Linked DNA regions of Mus musculus: regions 1 and 3 are each linked to region 2. A link is a loop called in an ENCODE intact Hi-C map of the cell type or tissue named here. Cell type or tissue: left cerebral cortex. All regions are shown on one strand.

Evidence for each region. Peaks named below come from ENCODE experiments on the same cell type or tissue, not always from the same donor. Only the 100,000 strongest peaks of a DNase experiment are listed, where the experiment ranks them.
Region 1: it touches region 2 in a loop (2.2-fold over the local background); 6 of 42 quality-filtered maps call a loop at or near these places.
Region 3: a loop joins it to region 2, with 2.4 times the contacts of the local background. A loop is called at or near these places in 13 of 42 quality-filtered maps.

The regions. Positions count from the first base shown.
Region 1 is chr7:81,162,953-81,170,952 of GRCm38, forward strand. Slc28a1 (solute carrier family 28 (sodium-coupled nucleoside transporter), member 1) reads left to right here. Exons shown (of 18, transcript NM_001004184.3): 13 at 1,319-1,487; 14 at 1,574-1,771; 15 at 5,014-5,095; 16 at 6,012-6,110; 17 at 6,215-6,326; 18 at 6,588-7,464. The coding sequence ends at 6,660. Among named protein-coding and RNA genes, the nearest start is that of Gm44968, 39 kb to the right of the region's middle. In left cerebral cortex, CTCF peaks have their summits at 1,466 (motif pointing left) and 4,341 (motif pointing right); a DNase peak (open chromatin) is centred at 4,379.
Region 2 is chr7:81,566,908-81,574,907 of GRCm38, forward strand. It overlaps Fsd2 (fibronectin type III and SPRY domain containing 2), which reads right to left and starts at 74. Exons shown (of 13, transcript NM_172904.2): 1 at 1-74. Whamm (WAS protein homolog associated with actin, golgi membranes and microtubules) reads left to right here and starts at 4,385. Exons shown (of 10, transcript NM_001004185.3): 1 at 4,385-5,002; 2 at 7,639-7,812. The coding sequence starts at 4,415. In left cerebral cortex, CTCF peaks have their summits at 1,573 (motif pointing left), 4,071 (motif pointing left) and 4,823; DNase peaks (open chromatin) are centred at 4,330, 4,868 and 6,707; H3K4me3 peaks cover 2,246 bases; H3K27ac peaks cover 1,114 bases.
Region 3 is chr7:81,518,249-81,526,248 of GRCm38, forward strand. It overlaps 2900076A07Rik (RIKEN cDNA 2900076A07 gene), which reads left to right and starts at 5,302. Exons shown (of 4, transcript NR_160675.1): 1 at 5,302-5,428. In left cerebral cortex, CTCF peaks have their summits at 3,735 (motif pointing left), 4,939 and 5,138; a DNase peak (open chromatin) is centred at 5,210; H3K4me3 peaks cover 1,580 bases; H3K27ac peaks cover 942 bases.

The DNA of each region.
Region 1 (8,000 bases), 400 kb before region 2:
AGTCAGGGCTGGGAACTGAACCTGGGTCCTCTGCAAGCAGCAAGTGCTCTTAGCTGCTGAGCCATCTCTCCACCCCCTAGATATCTTTTTTACTGCATTTTATTTATTGTGTGTGTGTGTGGAGGGGTGGTGGTGCATGTGTGACATGGCACGTGTTTGGGGGTTGCAGGACAAACGCAGGGGCCCCATTTTCTTTCTGAGGGGGGTGCTGATCACAGAGGTGAGAAACACACAGGTTTCTCGGCTGACCTTCAAGATAAGGTAGCAGTTGAGAGCTCAGTGCATCTTGAAAGCAAGCTGATCCCAACAGCTCCCGTGGAAGCTCATTCTCGCTCAAAGCATTAGGTTTATGTTGTCATCCTTAGCAGCAAGCATCTTTTTTTTTTAGACATAGTCTTTCCTAGCTGACTTAGAACTCACTGTGTAGACCAGGCTGGCCTCAAACGTACAGAGATCTGCTGGCCCTCATGCCTGGCTTCTGGCCTGATTTTTTAAAAATAAGAGAAACATATGCTCTCAATAAAATCTTTTGCTTAGTCCAATATATCAAAAATATCTCCATTTCAGCATGTGATCAATAAAAATAGTAAGAGTCCAGACATGGCAGCACAGGTCTTTAATCTCAGTATCTGGCAGACAGGTGGAGCTCTGAGTTTTAGGCCAGCCTGGTCTACATAATGAGTTCCAGGATAATCAGGAACCAAGACATATAGAGAGATCATGTCTCAAAAAAATAAATCTAGCCAGGCAGTGGTGGCACACACCTTTAATTCCAGCACTTGGGAGGCAGAGGCAGGCAGATTTCTGAGTTCAAGGCCAGCCTGGTCTACAAAGTGAGTTCCAGGACAACCAGGGCTATACAGAGAAACCCTGTCTCGAAAAAACAACAACAAAAAAAACAAACAAACAAAAACAAAAAAACAAGAACAAAACAAAACAAAACAAACAAACAAACCTAACATACCCCTCCCTCTCCCTCTTCTCAAACCCTCAAACTCTGAGGGGTTTACTACATTTACAACACACCTTGGTTAGACCCAGCTTGATTCCAGTGGCCAGAGACACACTGAACTTCTATCTTGCAGCACAGCCTAAAAACCTGGGTGCTTTCTCATTCTTTGGCCAGGAGCACCCCCCCCCCCACACTCCCTCTCTCTTAAAGTCATTTATCTCCTTGTCTCAGAAAAAAAAAAAAAAAAAAAAAAAAAAACCTCCTTGGTTTTGAAACCCTCTGTTGAAGCCCCTTTCCGTATAAGGTGGGGACATTCACTGATCATAGGGACATGCTAGTAATGACACCTGTTGATCCCAATGGTAGAGATGCCCAGAACCTCGTGGAAGCAGCCAGCGCTGGGGCTGCCATCTCAGTGAAGGTCGTTGCCAACATTGCTGCCAATCTGATCGCCTTCCTGGCTGTACTGGCCTTCATCAACGCTGCCCTCTCCTGGCTGGGGGACATGGTGGACATCCAGGGACTCAGCTTCCAGGTGTGGCTGTGGTGGAAGGGATGGTCTCAGGACATACCTGGAAGAGCCCTCCATCTCACCCAGTTCTCTTGCCTTTTTATCCTCAGCTCATCTGCTCCTACGTCCTGCGGCCTGTGGCCTTCTTGATGGGCGTGGCCTGGGAGGACTGTCCAGTAGTGGCTGAGCTGCTGGGCATCAAGCTGTTTCTCAATGAGTTTGTGGCCTATCAAGAGCTTTCCCAGTACAAGCAGCGACGCCTGGCAGGGGCTGAGGAGTGGCTTGGTGACAAGAAACAGTGGATCTCTGTGAGTGTCCTGATCCGCTTCTTGCCTCTATTTTGGAAAGCGGGTTATTAACATTTATCCTAAAAACACTGCCATGAACAAAATTATGTAAGCCATGCAATTATAAAATTAACCTTTCTGAAAGAATACAGAGTCATAACCTAATGTTAGGAATTTTTTTTTAAATGTCTATAATAATCTCGCTATCCTTAGACAACAGCGATTGCTTTTATCTGTTTTCTTCTTTTTCGTGTGTTGTTTTGGGGATATGGATTCATGTAGCCCAGGCTGGCCAAAGATATATAGAAGAATGGCCTTGAACTCCTTCTGCGTCTGCCTTCCAAGTGCTGGGATTACAGGAGTGAGCCTTCATGGCCAGCTGTTTGTTCTAAGACAGAATTTACACAGTTGCTTATCTATGTTACATTGTAGCCAGCTTTCCCCATCCTCATTAGGGTGTATCTATTGAGCTTTTTATTTTCAATGCTTAAGATTGTACTAGGCCCTCATGCACACCAAACACTGAGCTATACACCATTAGAAATTTACTTATCTTTTTGTTTGGTTATTTATTTTGATTTTGGTTTTTGTTTAAAGAGACAGGGTTTTTCTGGCCTGGAACTCCCTCTGTAGACTAGGCCAGCCTTTACCTCCTGAATGCTGGGCTTAAACGCATTTGCCACCATGCCTGGCTCCAAAATTCATGTTATCTTTAAAATATATAATAGTTATTTCAGTGTGTGGGTGTGTGTGTGTGAGAGAGAAAGAGAGTATTTGTGTGTATATGCCTGTGTTTCTCTGTGTGTATGTATGCCCCCTCTTCTCCCCACTCTTCCCTCCCCTCTCTCCCCTCCTCCCTCTTCTCTCTCTCTCTCTCTCTCTCTCTCTCTCTCTCTCTCTCTCTCTCTCTCTTCTCTCTCTCCCATATCACACGTATGGAAGCCAGAAGGTGATTTGTAGGAATTGACTGACCTTAGAATGTCATGCATAATGACAGCATTTCACCTGCTGAGCTATCTCACAGGCCCAAACTAGAGTGTCTACCATATTTTCCAGCATTGTGCTCTTGGATCATCAGCTGAACTCCTTGTCTGGCTATGTGTATGACGATGTTGAAGTGAATATCTCAGTGTAGAACTTTCCCTGCTTCCTGGGTCATTTCTTCAGGAGCTTCCTGAGGTGTGGTTAAGCACAACTCCATGCCAAGCCCTCCTGGAGCAACTTTCCTAACTGCTATAGTAGAGGCTAAGTGCCGCCTCAGTGTGCCTCACTACAGTTACCCCCAGAAATAAAGCTGCACTGGAAGTCTGTATTTGAAGGCATGTTGAGGGCTGAAGATGAAGCCCATTTGGCAGAATGTTTGAATGGCATGCACAGAGCTCTGGGTTTGATCCCCAGCACTGCACAAATTGTTAAGCCCAATCCTCAGTTAGCAGAGGCAGGAGGATCACAAATTCAGGACCATACTTGGCTACTTAGAGAGTACCAAGAGGGTTGGAAAGATGGCTCAGCAGTTTAAAGCACTAGTTGCTCTTCTAGAGAACCTAGGTTCAATTTCCAGCACCCACATGACAGCTCAGAACTCTATAACTCCAGTTCCGAGAGCTCTGATATCCTCATATGTATGCACATGCAGGCATAACATCAAAGCACATTTAAAGAAAATGTGTTTAAAGAAAAGAATTCCAGAAAAATTTTCTTACCTTTAGAATGTTTCCAGTTTTGCTTTGAGACAAAGTCTCATTAAGTTACCCAGGCAAGCCTTCAGTTCATAGTCCTCTAACCTCCATCTAACTAGGAGTTCAAGGCCAGGCCACCAGGCCTAGATTATTTCTGTTATGGCTTTCTGTAATTTCCCCCTATTATTCCCTCCTCTTAATTTTGTTTGAAAGAATTTAATTTTTTTAAACAATAATTTTTATACCAAACCTTTCTCTCTGAAAGATTTCCCTTTTCCATTCCCTTCTTTCTAATCTTATAAAGTGGTTGTGTAAGTATCAAATTCCAGAAACAAAAACAAACAAACAAAAATTCCAGAAACAACGAGATGAACTGGTAAGACCTTGAGCTGAGCTGGACAGGACTGGATGCCGCCACCTCTGGCACAGCTGCCTTGTCTATGTGAGCTTCTGCCACTGGACTTTGTGAGCCTTAGCGTATTTAGTCAACCCCCAAATGAGTAGGACACAACTACCTTGAAGCTATAGTCATTATCCTATGGTAGCCTATGGTTTTATGTTTAAAATACGTCTTTTCTTCAGTGGTCTAAAATTTACTTAATCTATGGTGTGAGGCATGAGTAGCAAGCAATTACTTCAAAGTGTTCCATTTTTGTTTGTTTGTTTTTGTTTTTCGAGACAGGGTTTCTCTGTATAGTCCTGGCTGTCCTAGAACTCACTTTGTAGACCAGGCTGGCTTCAAACTCAGAAATCCTCCTGTCTCTGCCTCCTGAGTGCTGGGATTAAAGGCTTGCGCCACTATGCCCCGGCTGTTTGTTTTGTTTTTAAGCTCCTAATAAGGAGAGGTTTGTATCTTTTTTGTTTAGACTTGTTTACTTTATGTATGAGGGCTCTATCTGCATGTACACCTACATTCCAGTAGAGGGCATCAGAGCCCATTATAGATGGCTGTGAGCCACCAGTGGTTGCTGAATTCAGGTTCTCTGGAAGAGCAGTCAGTGCTCTTAACCACTGAGCCTTCTCGCCAGCCCCTAAAGTACAGGTATTTGCAGAGACCAGAAAGAAGCAAGAGACTGCAGAGATGGGAGAAAAGGTGGCCTTTGGCACACTTGAACCAGCCTGAATCAGAACCCAAAAAGCTGGTAATTGGACAGGGGATGTAGCTTAGCTGGTAGAGTGGCCTAGCATACATGAAGCCCTGGGTTCGATTTCCAGCGCTGCACAAGTTGGGCACAGTGCTGTAGATTACTGTCTGTAACTTCAGAGGTGGAAGCAGGAAGGTCAGGAGTTCGAGATCATTCTTGATATAATGAGCTCGAGGACAGTCTAGGGCGACTTGAGGTTCTGTCTCAAAAACACAAAACAAAAGGTGTGTCTTAAGGACACAGGCTGAAGGACAGCTGAGAGAGAGGCTTGTGGGGGGTGGGGGGTAGCTGAGTACGAGCTGACTTAGAGTGGGAGCATGTGGCCAGCAGAGCTCTATCACAGGGGCTCCAAGACCAAGGCCATAAAGGAACTGAGTGAATGAAGGCCAGGGATGCTTCATGTCCTGGAGGGAGGCCTCCTTGTAATCTGCATTTTCAGGTCAGAGCAGAGATCCTGACGACGTATGCCCTCTGTGGATTCGCCAACTTCAGCTCCATTGGCATCATGCTGGGGGGTCTGAGTGAGTCCCGGGCTGGGCAGCTCCCAGGGGACAGGAGAACTCCAGGGGAGGGTGGGGAGGGTTGGTGGGACAATATGCAGAGTAAAGGGTGGAGGTCACAGGTAAATGGAGGACAGACACCCTCACCGCAGCCCCTTTCTGCTCCCTTCCCCGCTCCCTACATACACACACACACACACACACACACACACACTCAAAAAAAATGTGAGTTTTCTGGCTTACCTCTGCTTCTCACTATGCTCTCACAGCCGGCCAGGGAGAGGAAGGTCCCTCATGAACGTGGCTCTGCATGCATGGGCACAGCAGCCTTTCAGGGTAGAGAAAAATGAGGTGATGGCCAGGAAGGGTCTTGGCCTGGACCTAGTCCTTGATTTGCCACATTGGGGACTCATCTTCCTAGCTGGGCATAGTGACATACATCCACAACCCCTTCATCCAGAAGAATGAAATCAGAGAATCCTGACTCAAAGCCAAGGCTGGGCTGTATGAGACCTTGTCACAAACCAAACAATAGCACACACTCCAAGGGCTGGGGTGTAGCTCAGTTGCTAGAGCTTGCTCTACATGCTCAGGGTCCTGTGTTTTATCTCCAGTACCACGTAGACTGGGCACAGTGGCTCATGCCTGAAATCTCAACATTTGGAGCATCTGGGAGCAGCAGGAAGATCAGGAATTTAAAGTCATTCTTGACTACATGGGGGAAGTTCAAGGCCAGCTTGGGCTGTGTGAGACCCTGATGAGAGAGAGAGAGAGAGAGAACTTCTATCTTTCCTCCTGCTACAGTGGGTGATGGTGAAGAGGACATAATTGGATGCTGGGCCAGAGAGCAAAGCCAGGAGGGCAGTGCCAGGGCTTCAGGAAATGGGCAAAGGGGTGGGTGGCTTCCTTGGCCCTAAGCTCTCTTGCACCCCGGCAGCCTCCATGGTCCCCCAGCGGAGGAGTGACTTCTCCCAGATTGTGCTACGGGCACTGATCACAGGGGCCTTCGTGTCCCTGGTAAACGCCTGTGTGGCAGGTGAGTGCTGTGCAGCGGCCTCAGAATTCCGACCCCTTGCTTTCTACCCCCTCTCAGGCAGTGCTGGCTCCTGAGCCAACTCTCCAGGTTGTTTCCTTCCACAGGGATCCTCTATGTGCCCCGGGGGGTCGAGGTGGACTGCATGTCTCTTCTGAACCAAACTGTCAGCAGCAGCAGCTTTGAGGTTTACCTGTGCTGTCGCCAAGTCTTCCAAAAGTGAGTGCCTGCCTGGGCTGTATGTGAGAGTCATAGAGCAAAAAACCCAAGTACCCTCTTGCTTTTGGCACTAGGAGCCAGGGTACCTGGGTACGAATGTCATGGCTGCAGCAGCCTTGACCAAGAGAGGAAGAAATAAAGGCTTAAAGACAAAGGCTGGGGAGGAAAGGTAGACTAGAGATGTGGAGTGACTTTCCCAGGGCTGCACAGCCTATTAATTGCTATAGAAGCAGCCTGGATAGTGTACTGCTTTCTTTTCAGCACCAGCTTGGAGTTTGGCCAAGAGGCACTGCACAACTGCTGTCGATTTTACAATCACACAGTCTGCACGTAGCTGGGACCAAATATCTTCCTAACCTCAAGGCTCATCCATCCTGGATAAGGCCATGGGACTCACCACGACTTCCATCCCACAGCTGGGAAAAGGCGCTGCAGTGAATGACAGACGCCTCACACCCTGGTCCCGTTGCTGCTCCCCATGTCCTACCTCTCCAAGTGTGGGTTCCCAGTGTCTAGTCGGCCCCCTCGCCCTCTGAGAGCAGACATTCTGGTCCTCTCTATTCCTCTTTCTTTGGGACCCTCATGTGCACCTGCCCAAAGCCTCCTCCCTGCTCCCTTCCAAGCACCGGACTTGCTGGGTGCCCCCAGAAGCTGTCTCTAGAGACCTTCTTCCGCCCAGTCTCCAAGAGTGCTTTCCACCCCAGTGTCCTGTGGGGCACCATCTCATTAGGTGTGATGTCAGAGTGGCCCAGGCTCCACTCTGACTCGGTAAAGTTTGATGCGAGCTTGGTGGGTTTGTTGATGTTCTAGATGGGTCTCATGTAGCTCCTTCTAGCATTGACCTTACTCTGTAGCTGAGGTCACCCTATTCCTCTGTCCTCCCGCCGTCACCCCTGAGTGTCAGGAGTACAGGTGCGCACTATCACACTGCGGCCATAAGGACTTCTTGTTTGGGCTGTTGAGAGATCTCAGTGGGTAAAGGCATCTGCTGCTAACTTGATGAACTGACTCTGATGCCTGGACCCCCAAGGTGAAAGAGGGAAGCCATCTCTGCATGCTGTCCTCTGACCTCTACATATGTGCGTGGCACATGCTCTGCCCCTCCCAACTAAAAATAAAGTATAACTTAAAACCTTTACTATTTGTGTGTACAGTGTGTATGTGAGTGCCATCAGGGAGGTGTGGAGACCAGAGAACAACTTTCGAGAGTTGGTCCCCTTCTACTTTATGTGGGTTCTGGGGAAGCTCTTTACCCGCTGAGCCAACTGCCTGCCCAGGAGCTTTCTTTGTTGGTTTTTGCTGGTTGGTTTGTGACAAGGTCTTACTATGTAGCCCTGGCTGGAACTATGTAGACCAGACTGATCTGGACCTCACAAAGTTCCTCCTGTCTGTTTCCTGAGTGCACCATGGTAGTTTTTTTAAAAAAATGTTGCTTTTTGTTTGTAATTCTTTGTCTCTATAGTCTTATATCTACTTTGTTTGTGGGTCCTTCCTGGGTTGTTCTTTTATGTCTCCTAACAATATCTTCTCTGGCTCAGCTCAGCCTCTCCTGGCTCAACTGTCACCAGCTGTCTTTTCTTCATAGTCGGCTTTCATGTGTCTCTTATTTTCACTCTTCAGAATCTCTCCTCTTCCTCTCCTCTCCTCTCCTCTCCTCTCCTCTCCTCTCCTCTT
Region 2 (8,000 bases):
GATTTCTGTCTGGCCAGCTCCCCTTCCCGGTGACCTCTGAGTGCGCTGCAAGCTGGCCATGCCTAGTTCACCCTGGGAAGTAGGGTGCCAAAGCTGGATGGTAACATGAGCTAGCGTCCACCACAAATAGCAACAGGCCTGCCATGAGTGACAGTCCAAATATAGGCCTGCCACAGCGGCCTTGCCACTTCTTAACACTCAAGTGTCACCAGGGGAGGTCACATGCTGTGCTCTGTACTTCATTTACTGTGGGGGCTGAGACCCGAGACTCAGGTGGCTGGGCGAACGGAAAGGGTTGGTGCTGTCATGGCCGGGCCAGAATGGAGACGCTAACAGTCCTGGGCTGTGTGTCTTCCCCCTCAGTTTTCTCAAAGTGTTTTGAGCCAACAGTTCTGGAGGCAATGCAAAGGCTATGTGTTTTCTCTCCCACCATCCTTTGCAGTGTGGGACGTGCTCCCCTCTCTCTGAATGAAGACTCCGCAGAGCCTGTGATTTCTGTTCCTTCTTAGGTGGCACAGTTTTAGGTCTCTCAGTGTCAGCAATTGAGCATCCAGTTCTGTAGATTGATTCAAAGGTTTTCTGGGCATCTCTATTTCTCTCCTCTCTAGCATGGTCCTCTTTAGCAGGATGCCTGTCTCAGGAGGAGGAGCAAGGTAGGGCTTCCCTCCACACACTCCTTGGAGCAGTGGGCTGGCTGTAAGAGCGGTGGAGAAGGTGATTAGCTGGCTGTTTCAGTGGCTGTCACTGGGCAGTGGGGCCTATATCATTCTCAGATCTGAGTCTCCCATGTCTAGAGAAACCCATTATGAAGGCCCTCTCTCGAAGTTCCCACAACCCGGCAGATCCCACCCTACCCACCCCCGCGCCCCCAAGTCTGTTTTATTCCTCCCCAAAGTGTCTGCCCTTCCATCACCAATTGTGACCTTGTGAGTTCTTTTCCTCTGTGAAGGGAGCTTGTTTTGGAAGGTGAACTAGGACACTCCTCGAGGTCTCTTTCTTCTGTAGGCATCATCTTTGCTCCTTGCAAACTCTAAGATGCAAGTGACCTCAATGAGTCTTCCCACCTCCACAACAACAGCCCATCCTCTCTAAAGCTATCACTCCAACAGCAGTAAACAGAGCTAGCTCTCTTAAGGGTCCCTTTGAAGACCCATCACTGGGCATAGGGTAGTGGTGGCATGGAATAGAGGGGCCATGGGCTGGAAGGGAGCATGGCGTAGAGGGGCCACAAAGTAGAAGGGGCATAGTGTGGAGAAGGTATGGCCTACTCTCTCCAACCTGGCAACTTCCTCCGGAGAAACTGTCCTATAGCCTCTGTCCCAGAAGGAAACTCCCCCCCCCCCCAGGTCTTAAAAATATCTCCCAATTATTTGAGAGGCCCAAGAAGTGTGAATCAGGTTCTAAACAATTTCCTTGGAGTAGTATTAGGTGATGAGAAAGGACAGGATGCAGGCAAAAGGATTCTTGTGACATGAAACATGTGGGCTGGAGAGATGGCTCAGCGGTTAAGAGCACTGACTGCTCTTCCAGACGTCCTGAGTTCAAATCCCAGCAACCACATGGTGACTTACAACCATCTGTAATGGTATCTAATGCCCTCTTCTGGTGTGTCTGAAGACAGCTACAGTGTACTCATATAATAAATAACTACATCTTGAGAAAGATGGTGCAAAGCTGTATTTAGGTCCCAATCTATCATATGCATAAGTATGCAATTGGTAGCCAGTGTGAAGCCCCATGTGTTCAGAAGCCATCTGGACATACAAGTTTGCTGAGTCATGTATAGAGTTTGGGACTGGGGAAAAAAATGGTTTCTTTGAAAGTCTGTATGTGGTCATTTGATCTGGGGATTTTGTTTTTTTACTGTTGGGCCTGTTTTAAAATATCATCACTTCAGTATAGCCAAAAATATTAGAAAGAAAATGAAAAAAATTATCTGGACCGTCTTGTAATCTGGACACTTGGGAGACAGAGGCAGGATGACCACTGGAGTTCAAGGTCAGATAGGGTTATATAGAAAGACTCCATTTCAAACAAAACAAAAATTAAAAACAAAAACAAAACAACAACAACCCATACACATAAAGAAGGATATACAGGATGCTCACCACTTTGGTCTGTTGTGGCTTTGGTTTTTGGTGTGGGGCAGAGATGGGGTATGGGGAGGGTTGGGGAGGGACCCACCTAAGGCCTGAAGTATATTTAGCAAGCTATACCACTTATCTACCTTCAGCCCCATATAGTATTGCTTAGATGGGCAGAAACTAAAAATTAATCTATTTTTATCAAAGTGCGATTCATTAGGTAATTGTGATATAGTTAACTCAATATTTGCAAATATTAAAAACAATGATGTAGATGTCTATTGTTTTGGGAGATTGAAACCAGGGGTTCATGCTAAGCATGTCTTTATCATACCTTTTTTTTTTTTTTTTTTTTTTGGTTTTTCAAGACAGGGTTTCTCTGTATAGCCCTGGCTGTCCTGGAACTCACTTTGTAGACCAGGCTAGCCTCGAACTCAGAAATCCACCTGCCTCTGCCTCCCGAGTGCTGGAATTAAAGGCGTGCACCACCATGCCCGGCTCTTTATCATATCTTTATGTAGGCCTCACGACTACTTTTCTTTAATGTGGTCATGCCCATGATATATTTATACATGGAAAAAACATAAAATATCATTTCATCCTACATGTATGTCTTCCTACATGCATGAGCACATACAAGTGTGTACACACACACACACACACAAGCGCACACACACACACACACACACACACACAAGTACACACACAAGCACACACATACACACAAGCACACACACACAAGTACACACACACAAGCACACACACAAAGCACACACACACAAGCACACACACACACAAGCACACACACACACAAGCACACACACACAAGCACACACACAAGCACACACACAAGCACACATACACAAGCACACACACTGTATTAACATCAAGGTTCTTTAGATGGAATAAACTAACAGGATGCTTACACAATGGAGAGATTGATTTTGAAGAATTAGCTCATAAGATTATGGAGGCTTCTGTGGTTAGCAAACTGAAGGCCTAGGATGGTGAAGGCCAACAGATCAAATACAAGGAGGACAAAGATTTCAGTTTTAATCTGAAGGAAGGACAAAGCTTGGCATCTGAGCCGAAAGGCTCCAATGGAGCCAGAATGGACAAAGATCCTCTCCTAGGAATAAAGTGCATTTAAAAAGGAGATATGCATATGCAGGCATTCTTTACCAAGGTGTGGTTTAGCTGCCCCTCATCTCAAGGTCCTTCCCAACAGGTCTTGTCATCTCCAGGAATAGTTACTTGCTCTGGAGGGCACAGCTTTTTAGCATAGATAATCACTTCTTCTGAGGACAGGTGTGACCTCTTCTTCAAGGTTCACCTTGCCTTAGATCATAAAGGTTTTTATGGCTGTCTGTTGTTCTCGGAATCTAAGGTGGCTGCAGGTTTAGAACTGGCATCTTTAGGGCTCATGTGAGGAAATGCAGCAGCACTTTCTATTGGCTTGTTATAATACCCCGGCGGCATGCTTTCAGTAGTGAGGCCATCCTGCTTAGCCTTGGTGCACATATATTGTAGACAAATTCCCTCTCTAGGTCTCAAATCCTTGCTGTCAGGATGATGCTTGGCATAGACTGGCTTGGAAAGCAGAAATATTTAGGCACTCCCCCTCTCCCCCATCTCAATATACCAACAACACAGCAGATACTCAGTAAGTTTACTATATTGACAAAAATAAATGTGTCTGCGATCTAGTTTTTGACACCCCAGAGCCCTCAGTAAGTAAATATTGAGTTCAAATAGAAGTTTGATCTTGCCAGTATGTTTGTTTCAGGAGCCACATACTTAATAGGATCCTGTTGAGGGAAATTCTCATTGTAATGTTGAGAACTAAGATAGGGGCTTGAGAGATGGCTCAGCAGCTAAGAATTACTATTTTTAGAGAGTGCATTAAGCTGTTAACAGCCCCATAGAGTATTCAGTTCTAGGGGACATGACGCCCTCTTCTGGCATCTGTACTAAGGTGTGATGTCGTCCTGCCCATGTATACATGGGCTTAAAAATAAAATCTTTGCCGAACATAGCGGCTGTATGCCTTTAATGTCAGCACTCAGGAGACAGAAGCAGGGTGGTCTCTTACGAGTTCAAGGCTAGCCTGGTTCACTTAGAGAGTTCAAGGTTCGCCGGTGTTGTAAAAGGGAGACTTTGTCCCGCCTCCCCGAAAAGACTTTCCATTGGCTTTCACTTAACCAACTCCAGACAGCCTCCCTCACACAGCCTATCAGAATGAGGGGGCGGGAGCTTCTGCGCCTCTGACTGACAGTAGCGGCTCCCGGAAAATGTCGTGGCCTGTCGCAGTCTAAGGGTGTGCGGCTGCCATGGACAGCGAGCAGCCCGACAGCCTGGATGGCTGGGTTCCGCTGCGTGAGGACCTCTTCCCGGAGCCCGAGCGCCATCAGCTGCGTTTCCTGGTGGCCTGGAACGCCGCGAAGGGCCAGTTCGCCGTCACCTGTCACGACCGCACGGCGCAGCGGCGGCGGCGCGAGCGGCGGGAGGCCGGCGACGGGGGATGTAGCTGGGCCGGGGTGCTGTCGCCCGCCGGGTTCCGCGGCGCGCACCGGCAGCTGGCGGCGCTGTGGCCGGCCCTGGAGCCCTGCTTCCCGCCGCTGCCGCCCGAGCTGGACGCGGCGAGCGGCGCGGGCTGGGGCCTGGGACGCGGGCTGTGGGCCCTCCTGTGGCCGCTCCTGTGGCCGGCGCCTGCGGACCCTGGCGACTCGGCGCTGCAGGAGCTGTGCCGGCAGCTGGAGCACTACCTGGGCCTGGCGGCCGAAGGATGCGGCGGCGCCACCGTGCGCGACGTGCTCTTCCCGGCCCCGGGTGACTCGGCAGACTGCGAGGGCCTGAGCGAGTTCCGCGAGAGGACGCTGCGCGCTCGCCTGGGCCAAACGGCCACCCGGCTGCACCAGGTATGAGGCCCCGGGCCGAGGGCGGGTCCGCGGGACACTCGTGATGCGCACCGGGCGTCGCTGGTGCACCTGCGCCTCTGTTGAGAGAGAGTGGGGACCTTGAAGTTGAAACACGGTGGTGGTGGTGTTTTGTGTTTTTTTGTTTTTGTTTTCTGCTAGGATTATCAGAGTTCGGCTCCGCGCCGCCTGGCTCTCTTGGTTTGTTGTTGTTGTTGTTGTTTTGGTTGTTTGTTTTTGTTTTTGAAACAGGGTCTCAATCTGTGGTCCAGGCTGGCTTTGAACTCAGGACATTCCTCTGCCTCAGCCTCTCCAGTCCTGGGGTTAGGTAAAAGTTTACTTGCAGTTCTGAGCCAGGCTCTGCGCTTCACCTTTTCCCTGTTCTGGGCAGAGCAGGATGTTGTAATGGGAAAGGCCAGAAATATGAAAGTAAAACTGAAAACAAGGCATGTCCGTCGGAATAAAAACATAAGCTAAGTGGAAGCAATTTGGGGTTCTCCGGAGAAGATGAGGGATGGCTAAAACTGTCTGAGGATGAATGACATTTAAAAGATAGTTTTATTATTTTTTCTTCAAGCAATAAGGATTTTTATTATTATCTTCAAGCAGATGGAAAGCCCTCGGGGAGTGAGGCTTTACTCATCTGCCTTTAATGGCAACAACAAGAAGGCTCTTTTGGACCAGATAATTTGAGACACACACATTCATTATTTGTGTGGTAAACTTAACAGACCCTAAAGAGTGGGGACTTTTCACTTCACTGGAAGATTTAGGGAGAATGTATAAGTTTTACCCAGCAACAATTTCACGAAGAGAGCCAAGTTTCAGAGCTTCATTCCACATTCTGGACACTCCTCGGACATTTCCTGTTTTTCCTTATTGAGCCACGGTTCCAGTGTGTTTTCTGTTGCTCTGCTAAACACTCTGACCAGAAGCGACTCTGGGCAGAAAGGGCCTATTTGGCTTACAGGTTACATTCCATCATCAAGGGAAGCCAGGATAGGTTCTGGAGCACAGATATGGACGAAGGCTGGTTACTGGCTGTATGGCTACCTTTCTTAGCCCGGGACCACCTGCCCCCAGGTACCCACATTTGCTAGCAAGCAAGAAAAGGCTAATCTGATGGAGGCAGGCTAATCTGATGGAGGCAGTTGCTCTTGTGCTTCCCCTTCCCAGGTGTCAAGTACACAACTGAAGCTAACCATGAGTCATCATTAATTAAGCAGTGGTTTTGCTGTGTTTCTTTTGAGGAAGGGGAGGTGTATTCAACCATATAGCAAAATCTTGATTGTTGTATATTATCTTAAGCTAAATCTAGAATGAGTCTTTTAAAACTAAAATGGCTTTTAGAAGGATTCTGTTTGTGGGATCTTTGTTTTGAGACAGGGTCTCATATAGCCCAGGCTGTCCTGGAACTCACCATGTAGCTCAGGATGCCCCCATACTCTGATGACTCTCCTGCTTCCACCTCTGAAGGACTGGGAGTATAGGCTTTTGTCAGCAGCCCTGGCTCAGCTGGGATCACCTTACTCTATAAACTCACACACCTACTCCTCATGGTGTTGACTTCACTTTATACTATGAGGAAACTATGGGAGACTTTTCGGGCCAGCCAGCGTTTGGTCCTTAGCCTGATCATTTATATCAGACTTGGCTGTTTAACTAGTACTAGGGTTGGACCTGAGCCTGGTGCATGCATGTTGGACAAGCACTCTAAGTGATGAGTCATCTCCCTCCCTCGTTCTGCTTTCAAGCAGCTTCTGATTAGGTTGCCCAGGCTGCCCTCGAACTCTAGCCCAGGCAGACTTAGTCTCACCCTCACCGCTCCTTTCCTCCTGTGTAGTCCAGCCTCACAGGTCTTCTCTTTTCCTGATGTGTCCACCGTGCTTTTCAGAAGGTTCTGTTCCAGGATTGAACCAGTTTCAGCTTCCCAGAGTGAAGTCTGTAGTGAAGGCCGGATCCCCTTCCCGCTTTATCGTCCCAGAGTAGCTGAATTACAGGTCTGTTCCTCCAGACCAGCTCACAATTGGTTCATTTCTTATTTTCTTAAACCCCGCCCCCAATTCTTAACCTCTGTATACTGGAAAGTTACATTGTCCTCAAGTTCAAGTTCATTCCCTTGGGGACATTCTAGTAAGCTCATACTATGGCGCTATCCATCGGGGACTTAGAGACGGAGGGTAGAAGTACTAAGTGTGTCGCATCCACAGAAGTGTAGTCTTTTATGTTTGCTTGCTTTGAGGAGGACCTTGGCTTTGTAGCTCAGGCTGACCTGGAACTATTTAGCCCAGGCTAGCCTCGGGCTCACAGTAATGCTTTTGCTTTAGCCTCCCAAGTGTTGGGACTATAGGCTTGAGCCATCATGATAATTATGATGTTATCATAGTTATCCTCGAATTATTATTAAATAGCCATAAAAACAGTGTTGAATGACTGTGATAATATTCCACAGACCAGCCATCTTATTTAACTATTGTGTTATTGGGCCTTTAGTTGGAGAACACTTTCATGTTCACACAGTTTAAAATTGCTGTTTTAAAATTGGTATTTTAAATTTAATATTGGGTTTCTTTTATTTATTTTTGGTAAGATTTTTTTAAATGTCCAGATTCAAGCTCTATTTACATTTTACCCTCTAGGTTCTTCAAGATCACGGGAAAGCCAATACCATGGTAGCATTAATGAAAGTTTATCAAGAGGAAGATGAGCTCTATCAAGAATTAGTTACCATGGCAACCACATTCTTCCAGTATTTACTGCAGCCATTTAGAGACATGCGAGAAGTTGCAACTTCATGTAAGCTTGGTATTTTGGTATGTTTCCTGGTATTTTTATCTTACTACCTTCTTTGTATTATTATTTTAGCCACATATAAGGTTCAGTCTGTTTTCACTTTGAGTTCATCTTTATATTTAGATTTTATATATTTACATATATATTCATATATATACATACATACACACATATGTAATTTTTATTTATTTACTAATCTATTTAGAGA
Region 3 (8,000 bases), 49 kb before region 2:
AAATAAATGTTTTTGATCAGAAAAAATTTTCAACCGAATTTAAAGGCAAATTACAAGCTGGGGAAAATGTTTGAAAAGACACATTTGATGAATGAGTGTTACCCAAAGTAGGCAAAGAGATATTAAAACCTGGTGATGAGAATTCAATTAAAAATAAAATGGGTTGGGAGGGGAGGCTACAGAGATGGCTCAGTAGCTAAGAGCACTGACTGCTCTTCCAAAGGACCCTGGTTCAATCCCCAGCATCCACATGGCAGCTCACAACTGTCTGTAACTCTAGTTCCTAGAGATCCATCACCTGCACACAGACACACATGCAGAAAAAACACCAATGCACATAAAATAAGGAAAAAAAAAAGGGCTGGAGAGATGGCTCAGCTGTCAAGAGCACTGACTATTCTTCCACAGGTCCTGAGTTCAATTCCCAGCAATCACTTGGTGGCTCATAACCTCTGTAATGGGATCTGATGCCCTCTTCTGGTATGTCTAAAGACAGCCACAGTGTACTCATGTTCATAAAATAAATAATTATTTAAAAAAAAAGAAATGGAAAAAAAAAACCCCAGACCAGAGACCTTAACAGAGACATCACCTGGAAAGACATGTTTACGATAAATAAACACATGAAGAGATGGTCACATCATCCATCAGAGAAATGCAAACTGAACAACAACAGGAGGTGGCTGCACACTCACTGGAATGCCCAACCTGGAGCACAACTCCAAATGTTGGTGAGCATTTGAATCAACAGGACATCTCATTCACTGCTGGTAAGAATGCAACATTATCCAAGTCAGAAAATATCACCTGGCCCAACAATTGTCTTCCTTAGTATTGACCCAAATTTGTCTGCACAAAATCTTGAAAATGAATGTAATCTTAGTTACTTTTATTACTGCTGTGATAAGCCATAAGGATCAAGGCATTTAATTGGGGCTCACAGTTCCAGAGGGTACTACAGTTCATGTCCACCATGGCAGGGAGCAAGGCAGAAGACAAACAGATGCAGTGCTGACAGCTTACATCTGATTCACAAGCAAGAGACAGAGAGAGCTAACTGGGAATGGTGTGGGCTTTTAAAGCCTCAAAGCCCACCCCCAGTGATACACTTCCTTCAACAAGACCACACCTCCTAATCCTTCCTGAAGAGTTCTACGAATTGGGACCAAGCATTCAAATACATGAGTCTATGAGGATCATTCTTATTGAACCACCACAGTTGTTTATAGTAGCTTTGTAAGTGTGAAAGCTTAGAAGCAACCAGGATTTCCTTAAAACCAGGAAACAAACACATGCTACAAAGTAAAAGAAGACTCTATAAAAAGGTTACAATGCTGTATGGTTGTAACATTCTGAAAAACAAAGCTATTCAAAGGGTGAAGATGTCATGGTTTGGGGAAAAGTCAGGGAAACTGGGCATAGCACAAAGGTATCTTAAGCAATGAAAATACTCTGTAAGCTCTGATACAGGTTGTTGTATAGTTATCAAAACCCACAGAATGCAGAAAGAGTGGTCCTATGGGTAGTGGTATGCTAGCATGAAAGTGACGTGCACGGAGCAGAGTCTCTGTGCCTCTCCCGCCCTTCTGTGAAGTTCAATGTGCTCTAATTTTTTTTTATTTAATTATGAACCAGGCAGTGGTGGCACATGCCTTTAATCCCAGCACTTGGGAGGCAGAGGCAAGCAGATTTCTAAGTTCAAGGCCAGCCTGGTCTACAGAGCTAGTTCCAGGACAGCCAGGGCTACACAAAGAAACCCTGTCTCTAAAACAAACAAACAAACAAAATCTAATTACAACCTAAAGAGCAATGGAACAGACAACAACAATGCATTAAAATAAGAACATAAATGAGGTTGTATTTGGAAGCAAATTCGCAACTAAAAACAGCAGGGTAATGTAACAGATCCCAGAAGAAAGGTAACCATCTTAGACTCTTACTAAGAAGTATTAGCTGAGTGTGGAGGCATAGATCAGTAATCCTAGCACAGAAGAACCAGAAGGTTAAGGCCAGACTGAGTGAGAATCACAGTGAAACCCTGTCTCAAATAAGTCAACCAACCAATCAACCAAGCAGACAAGCATAGTCCTTGTGAGATGACTTTGGTGGTTAAAGGTACATGTGGCCAAGCCTGACAACAGGAACTTGGTCCCCAGGACTGCCATGGTGGAACAAGAGAACTGACTCCTGTAAATTGTCCTCTGACTTCCAGACACTTGAGCCCCCTTCCCAACAAATACATAAATAAATGTAATAAAAATTTTTAAATAGAAGTAAACAAAAAAGACATTAGAGAAACAACAAAAGAGGAAGCAAAACCATTACAAAAACTAAACATGTTATATGAGCTGGGTGTGGTGAAACACATCTTTGACCCCAGCACTCAGGAGACGGATGCAGGAAGATCTCTATGAGGTCCAGGCCCGTCTGATTTACACAGGGAATTCCAGGACAACCAGGGCTAAGAAAGAGGAAAAAACTCAAATGATCACATTCTTGGGATTCAGACCCAGGACAAGCAGCTGAGGTGCATAAGTAGACCTAGCCTCCAGGTTCTCCCAGCATCCCTCAGTCCCTACCGGTTGCAGCGTAGGTCTGGCATACCCTGCCCTCTGCCCTGAACTTTCTAGCCCAGGGGCTGGGCTGCCCCTCCCCCTGAAGCTCTTCCTTATATATCTAGACAGTTTGGCCTCTCACTCTCTCTCTGCTTGCTCTTTCTCTCTTTCTCTTTCCTCTCCCCCCTGTCTCCCTCACCATTAGTGAATTCACTGGTCCTCTCCTGTGTGGTCAGTGAACTCCCCCAACAGCTGACCCCAATAAACCTGCCTTTATACTTTAATTTGATTTCATTTCATCAGTGGAGAATAATGTCACAAATGATAGCAGAAAATATTAACTCCCCAGCCACTTCTTTTGAGGCATCAACAGCATAAATGTCACCTGGGGTCAGAGAGATGGTTTAATAAGTTAAGACACTTGCCACCTGCCATCTCACCGACCTGAGGGGCTCTACTTTCTCACACTTTGTTACTGGTAGATCACAAGCTTTAACAATTAACCTTTGAGCCCATGAACCTACAAACAATTAACCTTTGCTAAACCTTTTAATAGTTTAACACTATAATCTTTTTAGAAAGAGAATCAAATGAAAATTATATTTTTATTTCTTTCCTAATGATTCTGCCCTTTTTGTATCGCTCTGGGTAGAAAACCTACCATCCTGTTGAATATTAGAAGTGAAAATGGATTTTCACATGTTACTGTTCCCTGTGACAATAGCTATTAAGTTTCATGTTTACAGTAGGCTTCTGCTAAAAGCTTTTCATTAAATTACTATCTATTCTCATTTCGCTAAATAGAAACTGGATTTTTAAATGTTAACCTTTCAGATAATTGTGTAGTATTAAACTCCTAAATTATTAACACAATGAATTGCAGTGATAGGTTTTTAAACGTTAAACACTTCTGGGGAAACCTTTCTTTTTTTTAAGTCTATCTGGATAGACTACTCGGTAGGCTTAGTGATCTGTCAAGAGCTTTGTCTTTTGGTGAGTTTAACTCCGAGTTTTCTCTTGAGCTATCTTTGCTGGGTTTAGCTATTAAGACACTGGTGCTGGTAAATGATCTGAGCGCTTTCTTATGTTAAAATACAGTGTTCGTTGGGGTGGAGAGATGGCTCAGTGGTTAAGAGCACTGACTGCTCTGTAATGGGCTCTGATGCCCTCTTCTGGTGTGTCTGAAGACAGCTACCATGTACTCATACTCATATACAATAAATAAATAAATAAATAAATAAATAAATAAATAAATAAAATACAGCATCCATGACAGCAAATCAGGCAAGTAAAGTATGTGCAACTTGATGCCCTGTACCAGGCAAAGGAGCCAGTGTGTGCCTGTGCCCAGTGTGTGCCTATGCCCAGTGTGTGCCTATGCCCGTGTGTACCTATGCCAGGGTGAGAAAAGCACAGGCCAAGCCTAGAAAGTGAGTGTAATGGTCTCACTCTGTAGCCCTGGCTCTCTGTCCGTCCTTCCTTCCTTCCTCCTCCTTCTCCTTTCTGCTTCTCACTGTATAGCTCTGGCTGGCTTGGAACTCTCCACGTAGACCAGTCTGGTGTTGAACCCTGAAGGCTGGTATTAAAGTAGTGTGCTACCATGCCCAGAAAAGTTACATCTTAAATGAGTAAGAGAAATGAAGTAGATTTGGCTCAAGCTGATAAACAAGGTAACATTTTTGCTCCTGATTTTGTATATTAAATCCAAAAGCCTTGTATGTTTGGACTGCATGTAAGGTCCTTTCATTACACCTATGTTTCTTATTTTGTTCTTTTTGCTTCAAATTCTGACCTCAAACTCGCAGCATCCAAATGAACTCTGAACTCATTGTTCTAAACCTGCTTACTTTTAGTTTACTTTAGCATTTGGTTTGCACATTCCTGGAGAACTCTGGCAGCTTACTAGGGTGCTCAGTAATTGCCGCCCCTGAAATCTTAAGTCTTTTCTGCAGCCTCACAATGTGAACTGGAATAAGCTGGGCTTTTTAATCCAACAGGATGGATGTCCTTGTAAAACACAGCAATAAGCAGAAATAAGGAGAACAAAGTTTGACAACAGAGTAGGGCCATGCTGCCTCAAGTCAAAGCACACACAGGATTTTTAGCGATCACCAGAAACTAAGTAAGGCAAAGATATCATATTCAAAATGACAGAGGAAGCCTACCTCTACCAAGGCGCAAATGTCAAATGTCTTTTGTTTTAGTCTCTCAACATTTGAGGTCTATCCTCAGGAAATTTATCCAAAAGTGATTTTACTTATCTTCCTAGACCCATGATCAAGGCTAGGAAGCTCTTGGTCCTTTCCTGGATGAATATGCATGGGCTTGCAACCAGGGGGAGTCAAGAGAGCGACTGAGTAAAGGTTACTGAGGTGCAGTGCACGCTTTGCTCTCTATAAGCAGGGTGGCAAGAATGAAGAACACTGAGAAGCTTAACAGCCAGGGCTGGGTAGCACAAGAACGCAGAGGAGTGTCGCAGGGGCGGGACGGCGTACTTCAGTCCCCAGGATGCCGCCTGCCAGGGGAGCAGAGAATAGCATACTCAAAACAATGCGGCAGCTCTCCACACCCACCCAGGAGCTACAAGCCGGCCCCCGAGTCTCCCACGATCCAGACGCCACGCAGCTAGACGCTAAGCAGCAGAGGACTCGCTCTGAGCATGCGCACTGGGAAGAGCCAAGCCCAGCCGCGCCGCGCGGTGCCTGACGTGGAACTTCCTCCCTACGGCTAAGAAGCCGGAAGTGGACTCATTTTCCACCGGAAGGAGGGAGAAATTATGACCGAGAGCCTGACACCTGATGCTAGCGGCTTTTGTCTCGCCAAGTTGACCCAGTATTTGGCCACCTTGTGCGGCGGGTGACTATGGTGTCCAGGTAAGTGGCTGACGTGGCAGGCGTCCCAGGAATGGGAGAAGAGATGGGTAAGCTGCCCGGCTATCGATCTTCCTTCTCTGTGTTTGTTTTTTCTCCATCTTTTTCAAAGAGGGTTGCTAGCCCACGGAATGGTGGGTAGATATGGAAGGAGAAATACGCGGTCACACAGACTGAAGTTAAATTAAGCACACACACATACGTACGTACATACATGCACACATACAAACACATATTCACATGCACAGAGCTGTTGAATATTGGCTCTGTAAATCCAGGCATTCCGAATCGATGACTCTTGCCTGAGGGAGGAATCACCTGTTGCAGTAATTTTAGCGCCCGTGAGCACATGCACACGCAGTGGGTGATTTTTAAGTTTCTTGAATGTGTCAGCAAAGGCATTTAATGTTAGAAAAGGGCAGCAAGGAGGCGGTGGAAAGTTGCATGGTTTGTTGAGGACAGATTCTAAAATCCCATAGAATTCTTGTACAAAGGAGTTTTTATATTGCTTTCTGATGGTGTGCGTGGATGGGTAGGAGGTTGGAAAATTGAAGGAGTGAAGACAGTAGTGAGGTGCACTTAGATACTAGCCTGATGGCTTAGTAGTTAAGAGCATTTGTGGCACTTCCAGAGGCTCTGAGTTTGGTTCCCAGCACCTATATCAAATCACTTGTACCTCAGGACCCAAGGAGTCCAACACACTATTCTGGCCTCCTTGAGCACCACACACATATGTCATTCACTCACAAAGACACGAACATACATATATATAAAGCTTAGATAAGGTGTGAGTCCACCAAAGGAAAGTCATTCGTCAGCCATCAACATGTTTGACCCTGTAGATCAGTGGGTCACAACCGTGGGTCACAACCCCTTTGGGATCAAATGACCCTTTCACCTAAGGGGTCACCTAAGACCACTGGAAATACAGACATTACATTACAATTCAAAACAGTAGCAAAATTACAGTTATGAAGTAGCAACAAAAATAATTGTATGTTGGGGTCACCACAACATGAGGGTATTAAAGTCACAGCATTGGGAAGGTTGAGAAGTGCTGCTCTCGATGGAGATGAGTTTGCCGTGTCTGCCGTTCCCGGTGTACTGTGTAGCAACAGAAGGCAAACATGGGAATCTTCCTTACCTATTGCCTGTTATTGCATAGAAAACCCTGGGGGTCTTAAGCAAGATCTGAGCTCCCCCTAGAAAGCTTGTAGCGGAATACTTATTTGTGCGCTCACTATGGCTTTGTGCTGGCAACCTGTAGAACTTTACCCTAGCCTCTTTATGGGAAATTCACTATAAAGAATTTGTAAGTTGCCTACAAGTCGAGGAGAGATGCTGTAAAGTTCACTGTAATCAGTCTCTCTCTGTCTGTCTGTCTGTCTGTCTGTCTGTTTGTAGGTAATATGACATCTGGTGCTTGTGTAGCTTTAGGTTTGCCCTGCATTAATGCTGCCAGCTCAAGTGGACCCTGAGTTATTGCTATTATCTTTCTTATACTACAGTGGAAACATGTAGGACAGTGGAAACCTGTCAAGGAAGGGAGCCTAAGAGGTCCAAAAAGGTAACTGTATATTAGCAAACACAGAAACATTATCAGCATCAATGACAAAAGACCTTAATAATAAGGAACCATTCAGTTAGGTGTTCACTGTGGGGGATCCCTAAGTACTACCTGTAAACAAATTTCAAAATCTTTGCTCCCAAGATACCCTTAAAATTATTGAGAGCTCAAAAGAACATTTATAGGCTATTAATATTTGAGCTATTAGAAAATGAAAGCTAGCCAAGTGATGGCTACCCCTGCCTTTAATCCCAGCATTTGGGAGACAGAGGCAGGTAGATCTCTGTGAGTTCAAGGCTACCTGGGTCTACAGAGCAAGTTCCAGGACAGCCAAGGTTACACAGAGAAACCCTCCCCCTCCCCGCCCCCACACACAAGAAAAGAAAATGAGGTCTGAAACATGTTTTAAGGATAAGAATAAAGGGCACACACCCCAGTAGTTTTGACAGTGGTCAATGTCTCCACATATTTTGTGGATTCTAAACTCTGCTGTTTGTCACTCTCTTGTTTTGATGGAAAATATTTTGACCTTACTTAACATCGGAAGGCTTTCAGAGGCTCCCATAGGAAGCATATTGTAAGCATAAGTGCTTTCCTTCCAAGCCTGACAATACAGACCTGAGGTCCAGTGTTCCTGAAGTTATATCAGGAGGATGGCAGTTCAAGAGCTGTCTGGGGCTAGAGAGATGGCTCAGTGGCTAAGAGCACTGACTGCTCTTCCAGAGGACCTGAGTTCAATTCCCAGCAACCACATGGTGGCTCACAACCATCTGTAATGGGATCTGACGCCCTCTTCTGGTGTGTCTGAAGATAGCAACAGTGTACTCATATACATAAAATAAACCTTTAAAAGAAAGAAAAAGAAAAAGAACTGTCTGGATAACTGAGAGAGACCTTGTCTCCAAATAAAGGGTACAAAGGCTGGGAATATAGGTCAGTGCTGGAGTGTTCAGTTAGCATGCACCAGGCTCTGGTTTTAAGTGGCTTTATCCAAATGTTATAAAAATA